Linked DNA regions of Homo sapiens: region 1 is linked to region 2. Evidence: read pairs that join two places in POLR2A ChIA-PET (ENCODE). Cell type or tissue: Panc1. All regions are shown on one strand.

What was found. Peaks named below come from ENCODE experiments on the same cell type or tissue, not always from the same donor. Only the 100,000 strongest peaks of a DNase experiment are listed, where the experiment ranks them.
Region 1: POLR2A ChIA-PET joins it to region 2 with 11 read pairs; 3 of 35 experiments call an interaction of 5 or more read pairs at or near these places.

Annotation. Positions count from the first base shown.
Region 1 is chr2:202,170,576-202,175,575 of GRCh38, reverse strand. All of the region lies in intron 15 of KIAA2012, which reads right to left. Among named protein-coding and RNA genes, the nearest start is that of KIAA2012-AS1, 56 kb to the right of the region's middle. RefSeq lists enhancers at 2,396-2,605, 3,858-4,676. In Panc1, no CTCF peak of the experiment used is centred here; no DNase peak of the experiment used is centred here; H3K4me3 peaks cover 183 bases; H3K27ac peaks cover 1,000 bases.
Region 2 is chr2:201,980,782-201,985,781 of GRCh38, reverse strand. No RefSeq gene overlaps it. Among named protein-coding and RNA genes, the nearest start is that of FZD7, 51 kb to the left of the region's middle. In Panc1, no CTCF peak of the experiment used is centred here; no DNase peak of the experiment used is centred here; H3K27ac peaks cover 293 bases.

The DNA.
Region 1 (5,000 bases), 190 kb before region 2:
AAAAGGGGCAAGATAGCTCTCTGGGGCCTCTTTTGTAAAGGCACTAATCTCATTTATGAGGGCTCTGCCCTCATGACTTAATCACCTCCCAGAGGCCCAACCTCCAAATACCTTTACATTGGTGATGAGGTTTCAGCATGTGAATTTTTGGGGGACACAAACATTCAGACCATGACAACTATTTCTGGCTTTTCTATATGAATTTTAATATCAGCTAATCATGTTCTGCCAAAAACCCTGTTGGGGATTTTTAAAATTGAAATTGCACTGAATTTATAGACTGCCAAAAGGAAAAACCAAACCAAACCGGAATCTGATCAAGTTTCTAGACCCAAGTGTTAACTTACAGGACATGTGGAAGACAGAGAAACATGTTAAACTACACTATGAGGACGCAATCAGCAAAGTCTAGATTGAAACTCAACAAGACAAGTGACCCAATTTCCTACAAATACACTAAAAGGGGGAAAAAAAAGAAATGGAAGGGAACTTATAAATTCAATGAGATTTAAAGGTCATATCAACCAATTGTAAACAGTTGGTTTGCAAATTCCAAAACAATTATAATAATTATGGGACAATTTGAACTTTGAAAACTGACTGAATATTCAATTATATTAAAGAATTATTTAAATTTTGGGTGTAATAATGGTATCATGATTATGTTAAAAGTCATTTCTCGGTGCAGCGCACCAGCATGGCACATGTATACATATGTAACTAACCTGCACATTGTGCACATGTACCCTAAAACTTAAAGTATAATAATAATAAAAAAAGTCATTTCTCATCTTTGAGAGATATGTTCTCAAGTATATATGAATAAAATGATATGAGCCTAAAATTTGTTTCAAAATAACATGGGAGAGAGAAAGGAGTTGGAGATACAGGTGAACAACACTGGCCAAGAGATGGGTATATGGGATTCACTGTGCTGCTCTGTTCACTTCTGTGTATGTTTGCAGTTTTCCATAATAACAATTCCTTTTAAATTCTATTTTTAAATTGTGCTTTATGTTTTCAAACACTATTTTTTACACAATTGATTTCTGTGTATTGATCTGTATTTAGTAATCTTGCTGAATTCTTTTGTCTTTTAATGTCTTGTCTGTAGAGTCCCTTGAATTTTCCATATAAGTAATAATATAGTCTGGAAATAATACCAGTGTCATTTTCCTCCTTCCTATCCTTTCATCTTTCCTTTTTTTGGTTTCTTTACCGTTCTGGCTAGCATTGCTAGTACAATGTTGAATAGAATCACTGATAGAGGACATCCTTGTCCTAGTCCTGTCTCTAAAGAGAATGCTTCTTGGCCAGGCGCAGTGCCGCATGCCTGTAATCCCAGCACTTTGGGAGGCCCAGGAGGGTGGATCACCTGGGGTCAGGAGTTCGAGACCAGCCTGACTAACATGGTGAAGCTCCATCTCTACTAAATACAAAAAATTAGCCAGGTGCGGTGGTGAGCAACTGTAATCCCAGCTACTTGGGAGGCTGAGGCAGAAGAATTGCTTGAACCTGGGAGGCAGAGGTTGCAGTGAGCCGAGATCGTGCCGTTGCACTCCAGTCTGGGCGACAAGAGCAAAACTGTGTCTCAAAAAAGAAAAAAAAAGAATGCTTCTCAAGTTCTACCATTCAAGTATTCAAGTGTGATGTTTACTATAGGTTTTTCATGGATACTCTTTGTCAAAATCAAGAAGCCCTCTTCTATTCTTAGTCTGATAAGTTTTAATTGGGAATGGGTGAATTTTATTTTTTTCCTTTTGCATCTATTGAGATGACCCTAAGGCTTTTCCCCACTAACCTCTTAGTGTGGATTATAAATATATTTTCATATGTTAGACCCTCTTTGAATTCTTGTGATAAACCAAATTCAGTTGTGTGTATTGTTAATACTTTTAAAAATATAAGCTTAAGAATTTGATTGGTTAATAGTTTATTTAGGAGTTTTGTATGTTTGATCATAAGTGAGATTGGTCTATAATTTTCCTTTTTTTATTTTATTTTTTGAGATGGAGTTTCGTTCTTGTTGCCCGGGCTGGAGTGCAATGGTGCTATCTTGGCTCACTGCAACCTCTGCCTCCCGGGTTCAAGCGATTCTCCTGCCTCAGCCTCCTGAGTAGCTGGGATTACAGGCACGTGCCACCACGCCCAGCTAATTTTGTATTTTTAGTAGAGACGGGGTTTCTCCATGTTGGTCAGGCTGGTCTCGAAGTCCCAGCCTCAGGTGATCCGCTCGCCTTGGCCTCCCATAGTGCTGGGATTACCGGCGTGAGTGACCAGGCCCGGCCTATAATTTTCCTTTCTTATGTTGTCCTTATCTCTAGTTTTAGCTGCTTTTGGGTTTTGACAAATTTAGGTCTCTTGTTAGAAATGAGCTTTTCTTCCTGGAAGGTGAAGAGAATTTTCAGAATCAAGGGACGACTGCTGTTCTCTGGGACTCTGGGGGACTTCCCGGGGGACTTCCCCAGTCTGGGCTGTGTAGGAGTAAACCAGAAACATTCTTAAGCGTGCACCACTTCCTACTTCCTCCTCTTCCAATATGAAGGAGAACTTTGAAATACTTCCCAGAGGAAAAATAGAGCAGTACCAGAGTTAGGTCATGTAGGTGCTAAGGACTAGCAGAATATTTTGCACCTAGTACTGCAGGCTGCAGATAGCAGGGCCTGGCAGTGTGCTGTGCCATGACTGTGCAGGCATCATACTGGGCAATGTGGGGAGCAAGGAGCCCCAGACCTTTGCATGGTGCCATCTTCCAGGCTGTAGATTCTGGTGAGTGGCACCACCAGGACTCCTGGGCACACACTTCTGGTCTCCCTGTTTTCTCCACAGTGTTAGGAGGAACTTTTCCAGCACTGGCTACTCCTCACTTCTTTGCACAGGTCAGGCAATCATTACACTTGCTCCTTCTGGAGCTGTTTATTCCTGAAGCTGGAAACTGCCCAAGGAAAAGTCTTCAAAACGAAACTGACCTGAACGGAACTGAACTGAACTAGATAACCACTAACACTGGGCAGACTCCAGTTACCCTGGTTTTAATAATTAGTTGTCATGCACGATTCTCTTGACTTGTAGGCCTCAGGTTTCTTCATCCATAATATAAAAGAACTTCTAGATCACCTCCAAGATTCATGCTGGCTTAAAAAACATACTGCCATAATTTCGTGATGTTTCCCTGACTTTTTACTATTTCCTCTCAGAAACACAGGGATGGCATCACAACTCAAAGATTCAAGGAGCATGGAGTCATAGAAACCTGGGTTCATCTCTCAGCTTCTCCACTTACTGGCTGTGTGCCCCTTGGGCAAGTTACCTAACCTCTTTGAGCCTCATTTTCCTCATCTGTGGAATAGAAACAATGCACTTTGCCTCATAAGGTTATAGTGAGGATAAAATAAGCTCAAAGTACATAAAGCACCTAGCATTACGTCTTGCTTCATAGTAAATGCCAAAAATGGCCAGGCGCGGTGGCTCACGCCTGTAATCCCAACAGTTTGGGAGGCCGACGCGGGCGTAAGCCCGCAAACAGCCTGGCGAAAACCCGTCTCTACTAAAAATACAAAAATTAGCAGGGCGTGGTGGCAGGCGCCTGCAATCCCAGCTACTCGAGAGGTTGAGGCGGCTGACTTGCTTGAACCTGGGAGGCGGAGGTTGCAGTGAGCCATCACGCCACTGCACTCAAGCCTGGGCAACAGAGTAAGACTCTGTCTCCAAAAAAAAAAAAAAAAAAAGTAAATGCCAAAAATTACTTCCCTTTTCTCCACCCCTAAGTGGAAAATTGGCCAAAATAAAACAGTATCAATTAAAAAGTCCAATTGTTTGGGTGGCACTCCAGGGGTTTGCCTGCCTCCCTGCCTTCTCCCCAGGGACTATGCGTGCCTGCTTTTCAGATGTTTAGACCTTCTAGCTCTGCCAGTCTCCATCTCGGGATGGAGTCCATAGGAGGCCCCAGCGTTAGAGACATCACAAGCCACCACAGAGAGGAAAAGAAAAGACTAAAGGAGGCGACACACTCGGAGAAGTGACCCTTCGGGGAGAGCCCGCCTGGGGTCTTGAGCTCACCAGCGAGGAGCTCCTTTTGTAAGGCCGGGACGACCTCGCGCAGCAGAGAGGCGCTAGGCAGAAGCCTCTCCGACGCCGCGGGGACCCGGAGCGGCGCTATTGAAGCCATAAACGCGGCAGGCCCCGAGAGAAGCTGCTCCCAGCGCGCCTGCTGCGGGGCCCCTGCCGCCGCGGAGGCGCAGATGCCGCACTGCTGGACCACTTTGGCCTCCCTCCCCGATTGGCCACACCTTTTTATTCCCTTTAAAAAAACTGCTTGAAGAATCTTTTCATTCATATTTCTCTAGTTGGGGTGTGTGTGTGTGTGTGTGCATGTGTGTCTGTGTATATGTGTCTGTGTGTGTGTCTATGTATGAATGTGTGTGTGTATATGTCTGTGTGTGTGTGTGTGTGTGTGTGTGTGTAGTATTTCTTTAAATCTCTATTTCCCCGGACCTTGCTGTTTTCTCCCGTGGGGGGCGAACCCTCTTTTTGATAGCTGTTAACATCCAGCATTAATCTATGCAGACAGCCTGGGGAGGTCAGCCTCACTGTTGCCCAGCTCTGCGAGCAAGGATGTGGTACTTAACCACTCTGTGCCTCAATTGTCTCATCTGACAAATAGGGATACCAAGGCCTGCTTCTTTACAGGATTAGTATAAAAGTTAAATGAGGCACTTTACAGAAAATGCATAGCCTGGTGCCTGGCACACAGGGAGTGTGAACTGCTGCCTTCTCTTGATGTCTTCATCACAAATGGGTGAACGCAGTCTAGGTTCGTAAATGCCTTCCTTCATGTCAGCCATTACCTCCTACAGGAAGCCCTACCTGATTTCTCTCTATCTGGATCAGATTTCTGCCCCGGTCTGGATCAGTTGTCCTTCCTGTATTCTCTTAGAGCACTGATCACACTCCACTCACTGGAGCTGTCTGCACACATATCTGTTTCCTCCACCAAAGCG
Region 2 (5,000 bases):
CCTGAAGGAAACTGAGGCTGAGAGTTGCTGAGGCCTGCCCTAAAGGTTGTGGCAAGAGACTCAGCTGGAGGTGAGGTTCCTCTCCTCTAACCTCAACAGGACTCTCCCCACTGGTACGCTACAACAGCTTGGAAGGTAATCGCACTTGTCAGCGTGGGCTTTCCGGAATATGTGCTGCTCATATTCTGGGAAGGGCAGGCAGCGGGGGTGAGGGTGAGACAGGAAATCTTTCTGGAGGCTCTGAAGCCATTCCGGTTTTGGAGCATCCCCAGCAACTCCCACAGAATCAAGCCTTTTAAACTGCCTTTTGGAGAGGTTCGACTGAGAGCAAGGCTGCCTCAATCTGCTTCTGCCCAACTTCCTTTCTGTGAGGCCCCACAAGAGGACTAGAGCAGCGCCCCAGGGAGGATGCGAGGAGAATGGGCTGATTGAGCGATGTGGGCACAGGGCTGGCTGGCTGCCACCGTGCTGTCTGTCAGCAGGCTACAGGGTGGCTTTTCTTCTTGGTTTGCTTGCAGAGCCAGGGAGGCTGGGTGCCAGGGAGAATATTTTCTTTGTTTGGGAAAAGCCGTGTCCATCTGGCTTGCTCTGTAGCCTGTAGCCTCTCGCCTGAGAAGCTTTCCTGCCACTGGACATGGATCCCACTGGCAGGGTCTCTGCTGTGACCGACAGAAGATGCCGGCCCTGGGAGAGGCAACCAGTGAGGGCCCTACACAGAGCATGCCTGCGCCTGGACTGACCCAGCCTTCAGTTCATCCACCCCACAGACATTGGCTCAGGGTCTCCCCTGGTGGAATGTGGACCATGGCCTGTTGTTACAGGCTCAGGTAGATTGTCGACAATGGTGCTCCAGTATTCTCGGCCTGGGGGAGCTTGCATCCTGCATAGCCCCTTAATTTTTGCAGATGAGGACACTGAGACTCAGAGATCTGAAATAGCTTGTCCAAGGTCACACAAGAAAGCCAGGTTCAAGGCCTGGCTCCACCACTGCCTTGTCTTGTGGCCTTGAGCAAGTTCCTTGGCCTTGCTGGGCCTGTTTCCTAATCTCTGAAGGGGGATAAGTACCTAGTCCACAAGGCTAATGTGGGAGTTAAATGAGATGATCCAGCTGAGGGCCTCATCAAAGGCCCTCTGCTCATGGGAGGAGTCCCGTACAGTCCACCTCCATCTCTGAATCTGCATTACCCTTGTTTTATTATTGTCATGCAGTTGGCAACAACCACTACAATCAAATGAAGACCTCGGAAGCCAAGGCTGTGCAGCTGTTGCACAAAGTTCCTCGAAAGTCCCTCTTGCCTTCCATCCTCCCCATGTTCCCACATGGTAGAGATGGCAAGTCTCCTTTCTTTCATTTTACTGATGAGATAAAACTTCAGTCAAAGATGTGTCCTAAACCTGTGCTCTCCACTTCCTGGTTTCCCTGCTCTTTCTGTCTCCACCTGCTGCCAATTAGAATATTCCCACTGGTAGGATATTCCAGCCATGAGGGCGCTGAGTGTGGGAAAGAAGGAATACCCCCTCCCACCCCAAATCAATGGAAATCACCTCAGCATTCTTCTTACTGTTTTCTATTTTTTCTTGGGTTCATCTCCAGGGGCTGCGGGTTGGGGGCTAAGGACTGGGGGTCCTTGACTGACTGCACAGGGCTGGATCTGACGGAGCAGATAGAACGCATTTCCCAGCTCTGGGGCTGTGGCCAGTGACAACTTTAACGGCAAAGAATTACCATCAATTGTGTCCTGTGGCTGAAGGGATTTATGGACATTTTATGTGACTCTATGGACACAGACCCAAGGTTCCAACTGAACAGAGCTGGGAAGAAACACAGTGGCCCTTGTTAAACGGAAAGAATGAGTTTAATGTATACAGGGAGAGGGTAAGGGGTGGCGGTGGGGAGACAGAAGGAAAGGAGGTTCCCCGTGTTAAATATTTACAATTTGGGACTTGGGTCCTGTATTTCCAAAGGTGGTGGCAGGAGGGTGATTTCCGTAATATATTCCTCCCTCAAAACCCACCTTGCATGAGAAACTGCAGCAGGCACAAAATATTGCTCATGAATATTAATCAGTAAACTCCCCCTGCCAGTTGGGAATGGGGGCTGGTACTAAAATACTCCCTCCCCAACCCCCAAAGGCAAACAGCCCCCAAGGAAAACCCTGAAGCCAGCTCCCCAGGCTGACAGCAGAAGTATTCCTGGCCGTGGGGTCAGAGGGCATGGCCAGGGGAGGGGTCAGCTTTGTTTCCACTGTGTGTTGGTGAATGCCAAACCTTTATGGAACTTTGCTAGCTGTGTTTTGGGCTATTTAGCTGCAAAACCAAAAGATTTATTTTTTCCCTCTCTCTCCTTTTGGGTTTTGTCTTCCACTGGCAGCAGTAACATATGCAGGTCTGGAGGCCGTTAAGGCAGGCCAGGCTCTCTCCCATCCGAAGAAAAGAAAAGACAGGTCTTAATTAAAAGAGAACCCAACATTTGTAAAGCCAGCACAAACATTCCCAACATCCACCACCATTGCTTCTGTGATCTTTTCAATAGACAAAGGAAAAATGAGTGGCATGGGAGGCATCTTTCATGATACATTTTATCTGTACAACCTGTTACCTTTTTTTTTTTTTTTTTTTTTTTTTTGAGATGGAGTCTCGCTCTGTCACCCAGGCTGCAGTGCAGTGGCGCCATCTCGGCTCACTGCAAGCTCTGCCTCCCGGGTTCACACCATTCTCCTGCCTCAGCCTCCCAAGTAGCTGGGACTACAGGCACCCACCACCACACCCGGCTAATTTTTTTTTTTATATATATTTAGTAGAGACGGGGTTTCACCGTGTTAGCCAGGGTGGTCTTGATCTCCTCACCTCGTGATCCACCCGCCTCGGCCTCCCAAAGTGCTGGGATTACAGGCGTGAGCCACTGTGCCCAGCCAACCTGTTACCTTTTATAAAACATTTCCACAAGCTCCAGTATCTACTGCTATCTTTGCATCAGTTCTGAGAAGGGGCTTATGGTCCGCTTTTACAGGTGAGAAAACTGAGCCTTTTGACTAACTTCATCAAGATTACAGGGATTTGGAAGAGGCAGAACTAGCACTCCAGCCCAAGTTTCTGTCTCCAATCACAGATATTTTCTCAATAGATCAACTAAGTGATGTAATTAACTTCTCTGGATCTCATTTTTCCAAATCTGTCAAAGAAAGCTGTTGCCTAAGTTCCATTCAAATCTTCTGAAGTATTCTTCCTGGTCCTTTATAACAAACAGTCCATCAAAAGGGTGTCGAAGCATGATAATATGAGAAGGAGTCAAATTGTGTATCTCAGTAGCATTTAGGGTTTTACATTAAGTCCCCAGCGTGTGACAAAGATGGGATTTGTTTCCATGCTGCTCTCAAACACCAGTCAGGATGGTTATAAAATCAATCTGGAATATCTCCCATAGAGGCCCTCTGGCATTTTGGATGTGGAAGCTGCTTCTAGCATTGTCAGGTGTCTAAAAGTATGTGATTTTAGTCAAGAATACCATCCTGTTTTCAATACCATGATGCTGTTAGTGAAAATGTGACTATGAAGTATACTATTGGTTGTCCGTACATAGATTGTACTTTAAGGAGTGTATTCATGGCAGGGGTTTGGGGCAGGAATTTGTGATTAGGTCCTTTGTGAGGGACAGGTGACAGGACATAGCAATGCTTAGGCTCAAATCATCTTTTTTTTGTTCTTGGGTAGGAAGCTATATCCCAATTTACACAACCCAGATGAAAGTGTTCTGGTGACTTTTTGGAGGCCACCAGGATATGTGTTTAGAGTCTTGATCTAGTTGCTATTGTCTTAGTTAGTGTGGATGTAGCAAAGTCTTTAGCCTGCAGCTGTGACAACTTATACTCCTTAGGAGCAGGTCTGGGTGGAGAAACCCAGGGATGAGGTCCCCTGACCCAAGTCCGAAAAGCCCAGATGCCCTGATTTGGTAGAGAAGCAAGTCCTTTGGTACTGAGCTCCCCACCTGTCCCTCTCTGGTGCCTTTTGCTTCTGGGAAGAAGAGACCAGGGGGCATCAGGGAACCAATGTGGCTTGGCAGTTACTTTGCTTCTCTGAATTCCAGTCTGTTGGGAGTGTGACATCACTGGAGAGGATGCCAGAGGTGAGCACTGTGGGAACATTTCTGTTTTCTCCTGCTCTCCAGTCTGTCTGTAATAACAAAGATGAGGCAACTGATAACAGAGGTGAGGTAGTGGAGAGGTCAGCCGTTTGGCTCTGGAGTTAGACTCCCTGGGTTCAAGCCCTAGCTCTTCTGTACTGGGATCTTGGCAAATTCCTTGACCTCAGTGTGCCTGTTTCTTCATCTGTGAAATGGGGAGAATATTCTCACCACACAGGGTTGCTGAACGGATTAAGTTAGACAGTTATCATAGCTCACAGCACAGCACGAATGACCGGCTCACGTTAGTTCCTGCCGCCAAGCTTCTGGTTTGGCTGTGGCATAGGTTGAGAGCATCCCACCTCCCTGGCCCCTGGGTCAGGGCCACATACCCTCCTCTGGTTGTAGAACACTGGGAAATTACCCATGCTTTGTCTTTTCACTTTTCTTCAGAAATGTGGGACAGCTCAGTCTCTTTGGGTTCGTTGCCAGAACATGAAGCTCTAAGCAAAGCAGTGTGGCGCATATGGGACCACTTTTTGACAAGCTGGCTCCATGCAGGCCGCCAGGTGGAAGAACACTCTGATCCTCAGGGAAGCCAAATTCCAATAGACTCTGTGGGGTACAGCCAAGACAGGAAGCAGGCTCTAGTGTCCCCACATATTCTGGAACAGTGGTCTTAAGGGGGCCTAGAAGCTAGCCAGAATCTATGCAAATTACAAGGAAGCATTTGTCCTTTTCCCAGATTCTTAAAGGGGCCTGAGACCCCAAAATGGGAAAGAGTCATTGTCAGAGAGGACGATGACCTCAGACAGCCAGGAGGGGGAACCTGGACGAATGGCCCAACGTGGGATGATCATCAGTGGGTGGATCAGGCTCC